Regions from separate parts of the Homo sapiens genome. Here region 2 is linked to region 1. Evidence: chromatin contacts called from ENCODE Hi-C data. All regions are on one chromosome and are shown on one strand. Each heading gives the region's core, a stretch centred on a gene start or an enhancer-like site at or near the end of the contact. The rest is flanking DNA. Distances are from core to core; before and after follow the strand shown.

The links. A loop is a pair of places that touch in the nucleus more often than their neighbours do. Pooled maps may share reads with other maps.
Region 2: a pooled map shows a loop between it and region 1 (14-fold over the local background). The contact joins the enhancer-like site here to the promoter of SRP19 in region 1. A Hi-C loop is called at or near these places in 5 of 50 pooled maps.

What each region holds. Positions count from the first base shown.
Region 1 is chr5:112,858,569-112,864,994 of GRCh38, forward strand. SRP19 (signal recognition particle 19) reads left to right here and starts at 2,719. Exons shown (of 5, transcript NM_003135.3): 1 at 2,719-2,849; 2 at 3,940-4,015; 3 at 5,889-5,960; 4 at 6,053-6,164. The coding sequence starts at 2,809. RefSeq lists enhancers at 2,484-2,778, 2,537-2,616, 2,717-3,016.
Region 2 is chr5:115,206,240-115,212,665 of GRCh38, forward strand. It overlaps PGGT1B (protein geranylgeranyltransferase type I subunit beta), which reads right to left. Exons shown (of 9, transcript NM_005023.4): 9 at 1-6,344. The coding sequence ends at 6,163. Among named protein-coding and RNA genes, the nearest start is that of TRIM36, 40 kb to the left of the region's middle. RefSeq lists a silencer at 3,020-3,129. Within about 2 kb of position 3,197, at least 6 of the 41 ENCODE cell types and tissues checked have a DNase peak (open chromatin) inside an H3K27ac peak, as active enhancers do.

The DNA of each region.
Region 1 (6,426 bases), core at 1,469-3,968:
CACTAAAAATAAAAATAAAAATCAGCCAGGCATGGTGGCATGAGCCCATAGTCCCAGCTACTCAGGAGGCTTGTGTAGGAGGATTGCTTGAGTGTGGGAGGTCAAGGCTGCAGTGAGATGTGATAGGGCCACTGCATGCCAGCCTGGGTGACAGAGCGAGACTGTCTCAAAAAAATAGTTCAGTAAACCATGCTGTAAACAGATGTACTGTCATCCAGGCTTTGTTGTTCCATTTAGAGAACACAGGCAGAGTTGATTTAGCATCATTCTAGGGTCTCTAGGATTTTCTGCATGGTAAATGTCCATTGGCTTTAACTTAAAATCACCAACTGCATTGTTCCCTAACAAGATAATCAGCCTGTCCTTGGCAGCTTTGAAGCCAGGCATTGACTTCTTCTCTCAAAGAGACAAGGATTTTGGGTGCTACATCCTAGATGGCATCTTTTTCCAATAGAAGGCTGTTTTGTCTACATTGAAAAACCTGTTGTTTAGTGTAGCCACTAAATGGGGCAGCTCTGAAGCCAGACATTGACTTCTCTCAAAGGGACAAGGATTTTGGGTGCTACATCCTAGATGGTATCTTTTTCCAATAGAAGACTGTTTTGTCTACATTGAAAAATCTGTTGTTTAGTGTAGCCACTAAATGATACTAGCTAATCATTGATCATCGTCAATGATATTAGCTACATTTTCTGGATAACTTGCTGCAGCTTCTCTATCAGCACTTGCTGCTTCACCTTGCACTTTTATGTTATATGTTATGGAGATGGATTCTTTCTTAAACCTCCTGAACCACCCTCTACTAGCTTCCCACTTCTGAAGCTTCCTCACCTTTCTCAGCCTTCACAGAATTGAAGGGAGTTAGGGCCTTGCTCGGATTAGGCTTTGGGTTAAAGGAATGTTGTGACTGGTTTGAGCTTCTATCCAAACCCCTAAAACTTTCTCCATATCAGCAATAAGGTTGTTTTGCTTTCTGATCATTTGTGTGTTTATTGAAGTAATTTCCTTTTAATTCCTTCAAGAATTTTGTCTTTGTATTTACAACTTGGCTGTTAGGTGCCAAGAGGCCTAGCTTTCAGCCTATCTTGGCTTACATATGCCTTCCTCACTAAGCTTAATCATTTCCATCTTTTGACATGTGAGACGTGTGACTCTTCCTTTCACTTGAATACTTAGAGGCCATTGTAGGGTTACTAACTGGCCTAATTTCAACATTGTTGTGTTTCAGGGAATAGGGACTCCAGAAGAGGGAGAGAGATGGGAAATGGCCAGTTGGTCGAACAGTTAAAACATACACAACATTTATCCATTAAGTTCCCCATCTTATCTGGGCATGGTTCATGGTGCCCCAAAACATTATTATTATTTGAGACGGAGTCTTGCACTGTCGCCAGGCTGGAGTGCAGTGGTGTGATCTTGGCTCACTGCAACCTCCACCTCCTGGGTTCAAGAGATTCCCCTGCCTCCCGAGTAGCTGGGACTAAAGGCCTGTGCCACCATGCCTGGCTTATTTTTTATATTTTAGTAGAGATGGGGTTTCACCATGTTGGCCAAGATGGTGTCTATCTCCTGACCTCGTGATCCACCTGCCTCGGCCTCCCAAAGTGCTGGGATTACAGGCGTGAGCCACCGCACCCGGCCTTAAAACTATTACAATAGTAACAGCAAACATCACTGATCACCGATCACCATAACAGAAATAATGAAAAGGTTTGAAATATTGCAAAAATTACCAAATGTGACACAAAGTATACGCTGCTGGAAAAATGGCACCAAGCAACTTCTTTCAGGCGGATTTGCCAAAAACCTTCCATTTGTAAAAAGGCAGTATCTACTCGCAGCAGCAAGTGAAGTGCAATAATGAAGTATGCCTGTAGTGATGGCACATGGTATCCTTCAGAAGTTTTAAAAGGTGAATAGTTTTGTTTCGTTTTTCCTAGACGGAGTCTTGCTCTGTTACGCAGGCTGGAGTGCAGTGGTGTGATCTCAGCTCACTGCAACCTCCACCTCCTGGGTTCAAGTGATTCTCCTGTCTCAGCCTCCGAGTAGCTGGGATTACAGGCGTGTGCCACCACACTCGGCTAATTTTTGTATTTTTAGTACAGACGGGGTTTCAGCATGTTGGCCAGGCTGCTCTCCAACTCCTGACCTCATGATCCACCTGCCTCAGTCTCCCAAAGTGCTGGGATACAGGCGTGAGCCACCGCACCCGGCCTAAAAGGTGAATAGCTAAGTTTCTAACGCAGAGCACACTGAAACACAACGTCTATAACTTTGCTAGTTCTACCACTACAAAAATCCATTTTGCCAAACTGAAAGCAAGCTCTAGAGCCCAGGAACGGAGAAAAATTAAACGTAAGGAGTATTTCCTTCCCTGTCTAACATATATTTGCATCCTGAACCACACAGATTCCCCTCGTGGCACAGTCTTCGCCCCTTAACAGAGAGTAGCTAGTACCACCCATACTCGCTGAGAAACTGGAAACGAGGGAGGGTCGAAGTTAAACCCTTTTTAGTGGCGGTGCATGCGCCCCACATGGTCTTCCCGGCTTGGGAAAGGAATGAGAAGCTTTCATGATTCTCTCGCGAGAAGGGAAGTCTTCATGCCACGTCAGAGACTAGAGATCCTGGCGCCGAGCGACAGGTGCCGGAACAAACAGGCGATGAGAAATCGCGGACGCGGAACCATTTCTTGGGCAGGACTTCCGGCGGAAAAGCGGGCTGTCTCGGAAACTCAGAGCCGGGTTCCTCCCGGGTTTCTGCCGGGTTTCTCCCTGCGGCTCCTGGGTTGTTGAGACTCTTGTGAAGATGGCTTGCGCTGCCGCGCGGTCCCCGGCCGACCAGGACAGGTGGGTTCTGAGGCGGTGGGTCCTCCGAAAGGAAGGGGCTTGCTGTGGTGCTGCAGGTGCTACACCGCGCTTCTCCGCTCCGCGGCCTCCAGAATGGCCTAGCTGATCCAACTCGCTCTGTACGGGCCCCGCGCCTCTCCCTGGCAGCTCGTTTTTCTGAATCCTGCAGCAGCCACCAGGCTCTTCTCAGGGCTCCTGAAATTCCGACCATAGGTAGCCTAGTGTTTATCTGTACGCGAGACAAGGATTTTGGGTGCTACGTGGACATGATATCAAGTAATATAATCACAGTGTGAGAAATGTGTTCTTTTTAAGTATTGTTGCGTTCAGAAAGGCTCATTTGTGAAATTTTAAGGTTTTTAATACCTCGGACACTTTATATAAGAGGGCGGGCCCATTCTCAGGAACTTTTGACGGGCTGCTCTGTCTAATGTAACAGTTACCCAAGTCGTTTTGTTTCTATTCCTGTGGTTTTTTTCCATCCAAGGTAGTGGATAAAGTTTATTTTTAAATAAGTTAAAGTGAGGTAATTTAAAGAAATAACATTAAGCAAATAATAGCATAGGTGTACCAGCAATGATGACGACTACCACGGACCGAAAGAATGTATTTTTGAAAATACTTGTTATCTGTTGAGTGTAGTTGTCCAGGTTCTTGGCGTTTTGAATAAGGAATTGAACAAAACACACAAAGCAAGGCAGCGAAAGCAGATTTATTTTAAACAAAAGTACACTCCACAGGGTGGGAGCCGGCTCCAGCAAGCTACCCAAGAGCTGTTGGTTACAGAATTTTCTAGGGTTTAAATACCCTCTAGACGTTTCCCATTGACCTGTGCCAGTCTGATTGGTTGAGGGAGGGGGATCAATCAGAAAGAGGAGTAGGCCCGCGGCCAGTCTGATTAGTTGCTCGAGGGGACCACTCCGAGGTACTTTGATTTTTCAACTGCCACGCAGAAAAAGGAGGGGTTGAAAAGGGAGTACCCATCTGATATCTAGGCAGCATGAATTGGCCTTTGGTTCCCTGCCACCCGACCCTTTTCTCCTGCCTCTTACTGCTCTAGTGATACCACTTATGCTATTGTCTATGGCAGGTTTATTTGTATCTATCCTGCTTATTTAAATAATAAGAAGACCATCGCAGAGGGAAGGCGAATCCCCATAAGTAAGGTAAGCAAGATGGCTGGCACCTTGATCCTCGAGGGAATGGGGGGTGTCATCCTGGTCGGGCCACGTAATCTTGTTAGAGCCGCAGGGGGTTCTCTTCACTGCATTTATTTAGGGCTTGAGAACACAGCCAAGAATTGGGGTGCGTTCCTCAGTGTTGGTGAAACCAGAAAGGCATTAATTCATAGCTGAAGGGATATTTTTTTAACGTCTCTTAATGAGCCTTTGTTTGTAAAGGAGTGGGGGCAGAGTGTAGAGTTCACATGTTTTTAAAACAAAGGTTATGACGGTGTTTCCCTTGATATAGGAAATCAAAATTATGACATTGTACGATACATTAATAATGTTCAGAATGTAGTTGAGATTTTTTTAAGTGTGTGAAGAAGACATGCAGAAAGTTCAGCCCTGTTGAGTTTTATTAAAGTGTCATTTGTATTTTGTAATATGACAGATTTAAGACACCTAGGTTTGATGCAGTGAATTCTCCCATGATGAGTACATCTGGGTGGTAACAAGCACTCAAAAAAGAAAACACTACAAGCATCCAGGAAGATTGCTTTATGTTCCCTCTCAGTCACTGTCGCCTCCGCATATGCTCAAAAATACCAGGATGACCACCGTTATGACTTCAACACCATAGATTACTTTTGCTGCTTTTTCAGTTTTCTGTAAATGGAATTACACACTATGTAATTTTGTATCTTTTTTTCACTGAACTTTAAGCTTTTGAGATTTACCTACATATTTGAATGTAGTTGAATTTTCATTGCTCTATAACAGGGTTTGTCAATAGCAGCACCATTGCCGATTTGAGCTAGATAATTGTTGTTGGGGGTTGTTCTGTGCATTTTAAGATGTTCAGCAGTATCCCTGGCCTCTACCCACTAGATGACAGGTCAGCCCCCTCCAGCCCCCCATCCCCTAGTTGTGACAATCAAAAATGTCTCCAAGCATTGCTAGATGTCTTTTGTGTGTGGGTAGGGGTAGGGAGGCTGAGGACAGAATTTCCCTGCTCAAAACTACTGCCCTGTCTCCTCTATAGTATCGCATGGTGTGAGTATGCCAAAGTCTTTTCTACCTTCTTTTTTGTTTGTTTTTTTAAGAGACAGGGTCTGGCTCTGTCACCCAGGCTGGAGTGCGGCAGTGTAGTCTCAGCGCACTGCAGGCTCCACCTCCTGGACTCAAGCCATCCTCCAACCTCAGCCTTCTGAGTAGCTGGGACTACAGGCACATGCCACCATGTCCGGCTACTTTGGTATTTTTTTGTAGCAATGAGATTTCTCCATGTTGTCCAGGCTTGTCTCAAACTCCTGAGCTGAAGTGATCTGCTGGGATTACAGGTGTGAGCCACCACACCTGGCCCTTTCTACTCTGGATGGAAAATTGGATTATTTCTATTAATAGTTTGAGGCTATTATAAATAGATGTTTTTTAGAGAACATATTTTTGCTTTTTTGTAGAACGCATCTGGGAATGGAATTGCAGGGCCATAGAGAATGCATATATTCAGCTTTAGTAGATACTAGCAGTTTTCTAAAGTGTTTGTATGTGTAATTGTTTAAGCAGTCAATAATCATTGAGCACCTACTATGTTGAGAGTACCATGCTAGGTGCTGGGGAATACACTGGTTAACAAAACAAAGCCCCTGCCCTCAGAAGTTTATGTTCTGTTGGAGGGGAGATGGGCACACAGTTACGCATTAGTGTTATTCCTAGGAATTTTTAAAATTACAATAGAAGCATCTGTACTTAATGAAAAAGGAAACCTAGGGTTTTGGTACTTGTTTGATTATAGTATTTGAAATTATTTACCCAACACTATGGCAGTGTCCACTTAAAGCACATATATTTAGTGTTTATGTTTTTAACTGTTCAGGCTGTTGAAAATCCTACAGCTACAGAGATTCAAGATGTATGTTCAGCAGTTGGACTTAACGTATTTCTTGAGGTATGACGTGGTTCTTCACTATTTTCCATACTCATCTAATTGATGTAATAACTTTCTTAAGTCCTGTTTTTCTTTTGTTTCGTTTATGTTAGAAAAATAAAATGTACTCTAGAGAATGGAATCGTGATGTCCAATACAGAGGCAGAGTCCGGGTCCAGCTCAAACAGGAAGATGGGAGCCTCTGCCTTGTACAGTTCCCATCACGTAAGCTTGTTTAAATGAATCAGTGGGGCTCAGGGATAGGTTTCTCCTACACAACACAAAAAAGGTTCTAAAACTGAAAGGTAAAAGTCAGAATTTGCATTCTGAAGATTAATTTAAAGACAGGACTACTGCTCATGGAGAGAAGCAGTAGTTCTAATTTCTTTGAGGTGAATGACCTCTTTGAAAATGTAATGAGACCCACTAAACATTTTTCAAAAAAATTGTTGTGTGAACATTTTATAAACCTCTGGAAGTCTGTCAT
Region 2 (6,426 bases), core at 1,947-4,446, 2.3 Mb after region 1:
CTGAAAGATGTATGCAACAGTGGTGTTTACCTCCAGGAAGTATAGGCTGTGGGTATAGTATAGGCTGGGATGGGGAGAGAACTATCATTTTTCTTTAAATTATAAAACTAAATGACCATTTTAAAAAAAGGTTCAAAGTGAAATAAGCTATATATTTTTTAAAATTGTAAATATCTGAATAATTAAGCACCAGTAATCTCAATAGCACTTACTTAAAAGTTCATTTTCTCACTAACTTGAGATGCTGCCTTTACTGTATTCTAAATGCCACTGAGTCTATTTCTGGAATTCCTCTTCTGTTCCATTGGACTTCCTATTTATGTGCCAATACAAAACTTTTCATTTATTCAACATTACGAATGCCTTCCAATATCCATACTTTAACAGTTGCATAGTATTGAGTTACATAAATGTATCATAATGTGTCTTATTTTTCACAATTACAAAAATGTGGCTGTGAGATCCTTGAAAATGTATCATTGCCTATTTGCATGTTTCTTTATGCTAAATCTATAGATAGAGAGTATCTGGGCCAAAAAGTGTGCACACTTTAAAAAATTCTGATAGCTTCTGCCATGGAGGATTTAGAGTATGTTTTAGTGTCGGATATGGCTGGTCCCCTCTAATTCTTTTCAGTTTCCATGGTTATTCTAGTATGTTCTCTCAAATAACAATATAATTTTTATTGGAATGGCACTGAATTTATAAATGAACCTAAGTGGGGAAAGACATGTTTTGATGTTGTCTATCTAAGAATATCATGTATCTTTCCATTTGGTGGAATCTACATTTTTGCCTCTCAAGAGTTTTTTTAGTTTTCCTCATACAGATTTTAGATGTGTCTTAAATTTACACATTAAGTTTTCTTTTTACTTTTGCTATCACAAAGGTGGTCTTCTCTTCAAGTATCTTCTAACTAGTTTAGGTTTGCATATACATACATATATATATATATATATATATATATAGTCTTGTTACTCTTTTTAGTAAACATTTTTACTGAGCTATAATTATACATACAGAAAAGTGCACAAATCATATACAGCTTGATAAATATTCATAAGGTGAATGCACCTACGTAACCAGCACCTAGATCATGAAACAGAACATTACCAGCACCGCAGAGTCTCCCTTGTACCCTCTTTCAGTCCTACTGAGTTAAAGCCAGTTGAAAAATAATGTATACTATATGGTTCCACTCATATAAAATTCAAAAACAGACAAAACTAATTGATGGTAATTTTGACAGCACTTACCTTTGGGAAGAGAGGTAGTGACTGAAAGAGGGTGCTGATTTCTGACACCATACATAGATGCTGTCTGTTTTGAACTTCACCGAAATGGAATCAAAGTATGCACTTGTGTCTGGTGAAGCCTACTGATATTTTTATGTAAATTGTATTTAATAGCTACTTTACTAAGTTCTTTTATTGTTTAGTTTTTCAACAAGTTCCTTTGGGCTTTCTAGATACATATTCATATCTGCAAATAGTTTTACCTCTTCCTTTCCAATTCACGTCTTTATTTTGTCTAACTTCATTGGCTATAACTCTCAACACATTGTTAAGTAGCAGAGGAGTTAGTGGGCATGTCTTGTTCCTGACTTCAGCTGGAAAGTCTCCTTTGCTTTGAAATTTAAGATGCTGGCTTTTAGGTAGAGGTACAATGTTAATAGATTATTCATCAATTTCTACTTAGTATAGTTAACATAAGTGAGTGCTCAATTCTATCATGTCTTTTCTGCAAAGATGAAGATATTTTTTAACTCTTAATATGAATAGTAACAGATTATCTAGTATTGAACTACCCTTGCATTCTTACAATAAACCCAACTTAGTCATGATTACCTTTTGAAAGTGCTGTTGGATTGTTTGCTAATGTTATCATTAAAACTTTTTATTAATATTCATGAGATTGCTCTATATTTTCTTTTTGGTACCATCTTTGTCAGGTTTTTGAATCAATGCTATTACATTCATTTTATAAAATGAATTCAGGAGTTTTTCTTTATTTGTTTTTTTTCTTTTTTTGGCACTTTGAGGTTCAAGATTCTTTTCCTAGTCTCTGCAATTGTTTAAGCAAGAATGGGATTATTTAATCTTAAAAGGTTTGGTAGAAATCCCCTTGAAACAATCTGGGCTTGATGCTTCTTTTGGTAAGGGGTACTTTTAACTATTTGTTTCTTCTACGGTAATTGGTTTGTTGTGACTTTATCTACCTAGAGTAAATTTTGGCAATTTGCATTTTTCTCAAAATAGTTTTTGAATTTATTGTGTAAAATTGCTCAAAATAGTCAATTTAAACAAATTTCCTGTTTTACTATTTCCCCCTTGTCATTTAAATTTTTGTATTTGTGCTTCCTCCTTTTTTTCTTAAATAGGTTAGCTGGTAGTTTATCTGACTCAACTCCCCGCACTACCCATCACCAACTTGGATTTATTATTGCCTCTATTGTTTTGGTTTTCTACTAGTAATTCTTTTTTGCTTTTATTAATTCCTTCCTTCTGCTTTATTTTGCTTTTTACTCCAAGTGTTTGGTACTTGGTTAATTTTCCCCTTTTCCTACTTTTATTGATAACTGTACTAATTAATATAAATTTCCTGTCATATTTGCATTTTATTTTTTGGCAAATATTAGGTTTTTATCTGTCTTGTGGTCATGTCCTTCCGGTGTGCTTTCATTGTCTGTGAGGATGTTGATCTATTTATTCTCTTATTTCTTATACTAACTTTGACTGGAGTTGGACTGTAATCCTGGCTCACTTACTCTTTTTTTCCCCTTAACTGAAATGAGTTTTTCTGTACTTTTAGGAGGAAGGAGTGGCTCTAGGATGACTTCACAGCCTTAGAGCTCCCATTTTCACAGTGATTTAAAAGAATATATATATATATGAAAATACACATATATAATGTCTCTGTGTCTTGGCCTTTCTTCCCAATACTTATCTAGATCTTCTTTCCTTTGTCCTATTTTACCCATCCTGCCCATTTGGATTCTAATTCTAGAAGTTTGTCCTCAGTGCTGGGCTTTGTCTCATAAGCTTCAAGAGGTACACAGCGTAAAACCCAGACAGCTCTAATGCAATCAGCAGACCTTATCATATTGCTTTAACATTCATCTGCAAATGAGATTCTGTAGTCACTTCCCAGTTTCAGTGTCTGTTCTTAGATTGGCCCGCTGCACTTTGTAGTTGAGAAACTGTGGGCAGTGTTGTAGTTCTCCAATTTGCAGAGCTGTCAGAAACCAGCTGCCTTCCTTCTACTTCCTCCCACAGATACTGAAACTATGTGGTTCAGTGGTTTGTCCTCACTTAGTTGTATTTTGAAGTTCATAGAGATACCTTGTCATCTAGCGTTGTAATAGTGTCTGTGGCTATCCTAGTTGCTCTGTATTCTTATGGGGAGATTAGAAAACAACACTGTTGTCATCATTTTCCCTGAGGTTAAACTGTTAAGACCTCTTTCTGTTGTAGAAGAGAGGTTTTAATTACAAAAATAATTTTATGATCATTATAAAGAACCTATAATTTGAAATTTGCTGTATTCCAGGTACTATCCTAAGTGCTTTATCTGTATTATCTCATTTAATCCTAAACCCTGTGTGTTAGGTTTTACCCTTATTTTATCCACGGCAGAGTTAGGGTCCAAGATCATGCTGCTGAACTGGCAAATCTGGGATTTAAACCCAGGTCATCTGATTCCAGAGCACCTCCTCATTAACTGTCTCTCAAAAATGATCAGGTCCAACAGTTTTCAAATTATATACCACTGTCAGCAAGATTTCTATATGAATTTAGATTAAATATAAATAACTAAAGATCTAATAACACATATATATTATAGATCAAATCTAAAAACACTGAAATGATAAACAGGTTAAATTAGGCCATATGATCTGATTAATCTCATTTGTACACAGATGCTCAAAATAAAGCTCCTCCTCCTACCTTCTAAAAAAAAAATGCCACAAAATTAGGGGGCGGGAAGGAGACAAGTATAGAGTAGGTAACAGAGCTTTTTGAGATTTCGGACTTCGTATTTTCCCTCATTACATCGCTCCTGTTAAGGAATAAAGTGTATATGTGAAATATTGCTTATAATTTATTTAATCGATAAATGCTTTTCTTGTAAATAACTATTTAGAAAAGTTAGAAATAGTTTCTCCACAATTCACACTGGGCTGCTATTTTCTGGTCAATTCAGTTGCTGTGGAATGTGAACATTTACTAGTCCATAAAGTTTCACAAGAAAGTCTCCCACAAGTGTATCAATTAGAAGCATACTAAAATTTATAATCTTATGGTATTAAATTATCAGGAGTTAGAAAATATTTAGCCTTATGAAATACTTTTAGATTGGAATTTTTCTCTAACATTTATGAATAAAATCACTGTTACTACCTTTATTGCCTTCTAACCTTTCTTGGTGATACAGAAAAAACAATTTGGGCTTTTTATATAGTCCTAAAGCCATTATATATATGCTACTTTAACTTCCAATGTCTAAGAGATGACTTAGTTTGAGATATGGATGTCTTAATCTGCCAGGATTTAAATAGTAGCAACTGGAATAACCCATAGACGGATAACATCTGTTATTAAGCTTACTTTTTCCCCCACCATCAGAAGATTTATTTTATTTCTAATTAAAAAACATACAGTTGGCAAACTCAGGTTTAAAACTAAGCATGCCAATAATAAATCAATCATTTCTCCAAGTACACAGTGTTTCCCTTGGGAAGGACTGTTATTTCACAACATTTTTTTCCCTCTGATTTAGAAAAAAAGATAACATTTAAAGTATTACAATGCCTAAACAGTGATACCAGTAATCCAGTTTTTATACTGATACTTGTATTTCAACATTTATTATCACCAAGACTAACTTAAAGCCAACTCCTTTAGTGAAGAGATTTCTTTCCCCATTTCAGTACTAGACGCAATAGTTCTGAATGTCACTGAGCAAGTAACGGATATGAGTTATTGATAAATTAATTACTAATGAAGAGTTTTTATACTACCTCCTTTATAATTAGCTAGTTCATAGACTTAAAACAAAACAATGAACAAAAACAAAACCCTATTTCTTACCCTCTAAATGGTCGCATTTCCCTTTCACTTACCTGAAAATATGAGAATAAAAATGACCATGTATTGAGTTACACCACTGAATCTGTTTGAATGGTTCTGTTTTTGTATTTTTTACTTATTTAATTTGAAAAAAATTAGAAAAGTATTAGTTTGAAATTAGAGCAGCTAACACACTGGGGGCAATAAATTAAAAACTTCAAATGGCTAAAAATGAAAACACAAAGTATCTTTCCTTCTAGATAAAAAAGATTGTTTTCTTCCTAGAAAGCAAAAAAAAAAAAAAAAAAAAAAAGGCAACTAATGATTTGAGAATAAAATCAAACATAACTGGTATTCACCACAGCAATGTCTAGATAAATGACCCACATAGCACAAAACTTTCTCATTCACAATCACATACAGTTAAGTTGCTTTTCCCTCAGTTACATAATAGTTGTCTTCAAACAATCTCCTTTTAGAAAACTATCACATTAGTTAAACCTATTTATTCTTACTATGAAGTTATTAACTTCATTTATATAGGCCACACAGGTTTAATTGGCACACTTTACTTAAGAATAAGACAAAATAAGTCACTCTTCTTTAAAAAAAATTATGGTCATCTGTTTTCAAAGAATAATCCCAGATACTTAATTAATTAAAGCAAATTTTCTACGATCAGCAGTGAGCTTTTTAAATGATCACTAAGTGTTCACCTGAAGATTATCAATGCTATATGAAGTGTAAACTTGAAAATTTGTGTCCATTTTATAATAAGATACAATTTGCACTGAAGAGTTTTTAAAAAGATAACCTACACACATACAGTTAATTTGCCTCAAACAACTTCTTAGAAATACAGTATAAACATTTAAGAACCACGACAAAGTTGTGGTTCAAACTTCAACAAAGATTTTCTTGAAACCCAGTATAAAGATTACTGGCTCAAGACCATATCCCAAAGTGAAATCAGCAGGAGATTTGATTGTAAGACTCTACCTTTTAAAAAAAGAGCACACTTGGTTATACATGGCTTTTAAACTTGAGCTACAGTTATGCTACAAATCCCCCCACCCTCCCAATCTAAAATCAGTCATGTGGAGATATGTACATTCTCTGAGCATTGTTTAGAGTCCTTGGTTTTCCAGCTTTGATGGAGATCTAGAAGGCGTTCAGAAGTCCGTGTGCTTACATTCAGAGCAGGATGAACTTTACAAATTCCACTTTCCTCCATTAGTGACAGGCCACAGATCCCAAAGTATGCATGCAAAGCATCTGAAAAGAAGGCATTTAAAACATCATAATAGGCATTCTTACTTGTACATTCTACAGAATATTTTAGCCACATATTTACCAG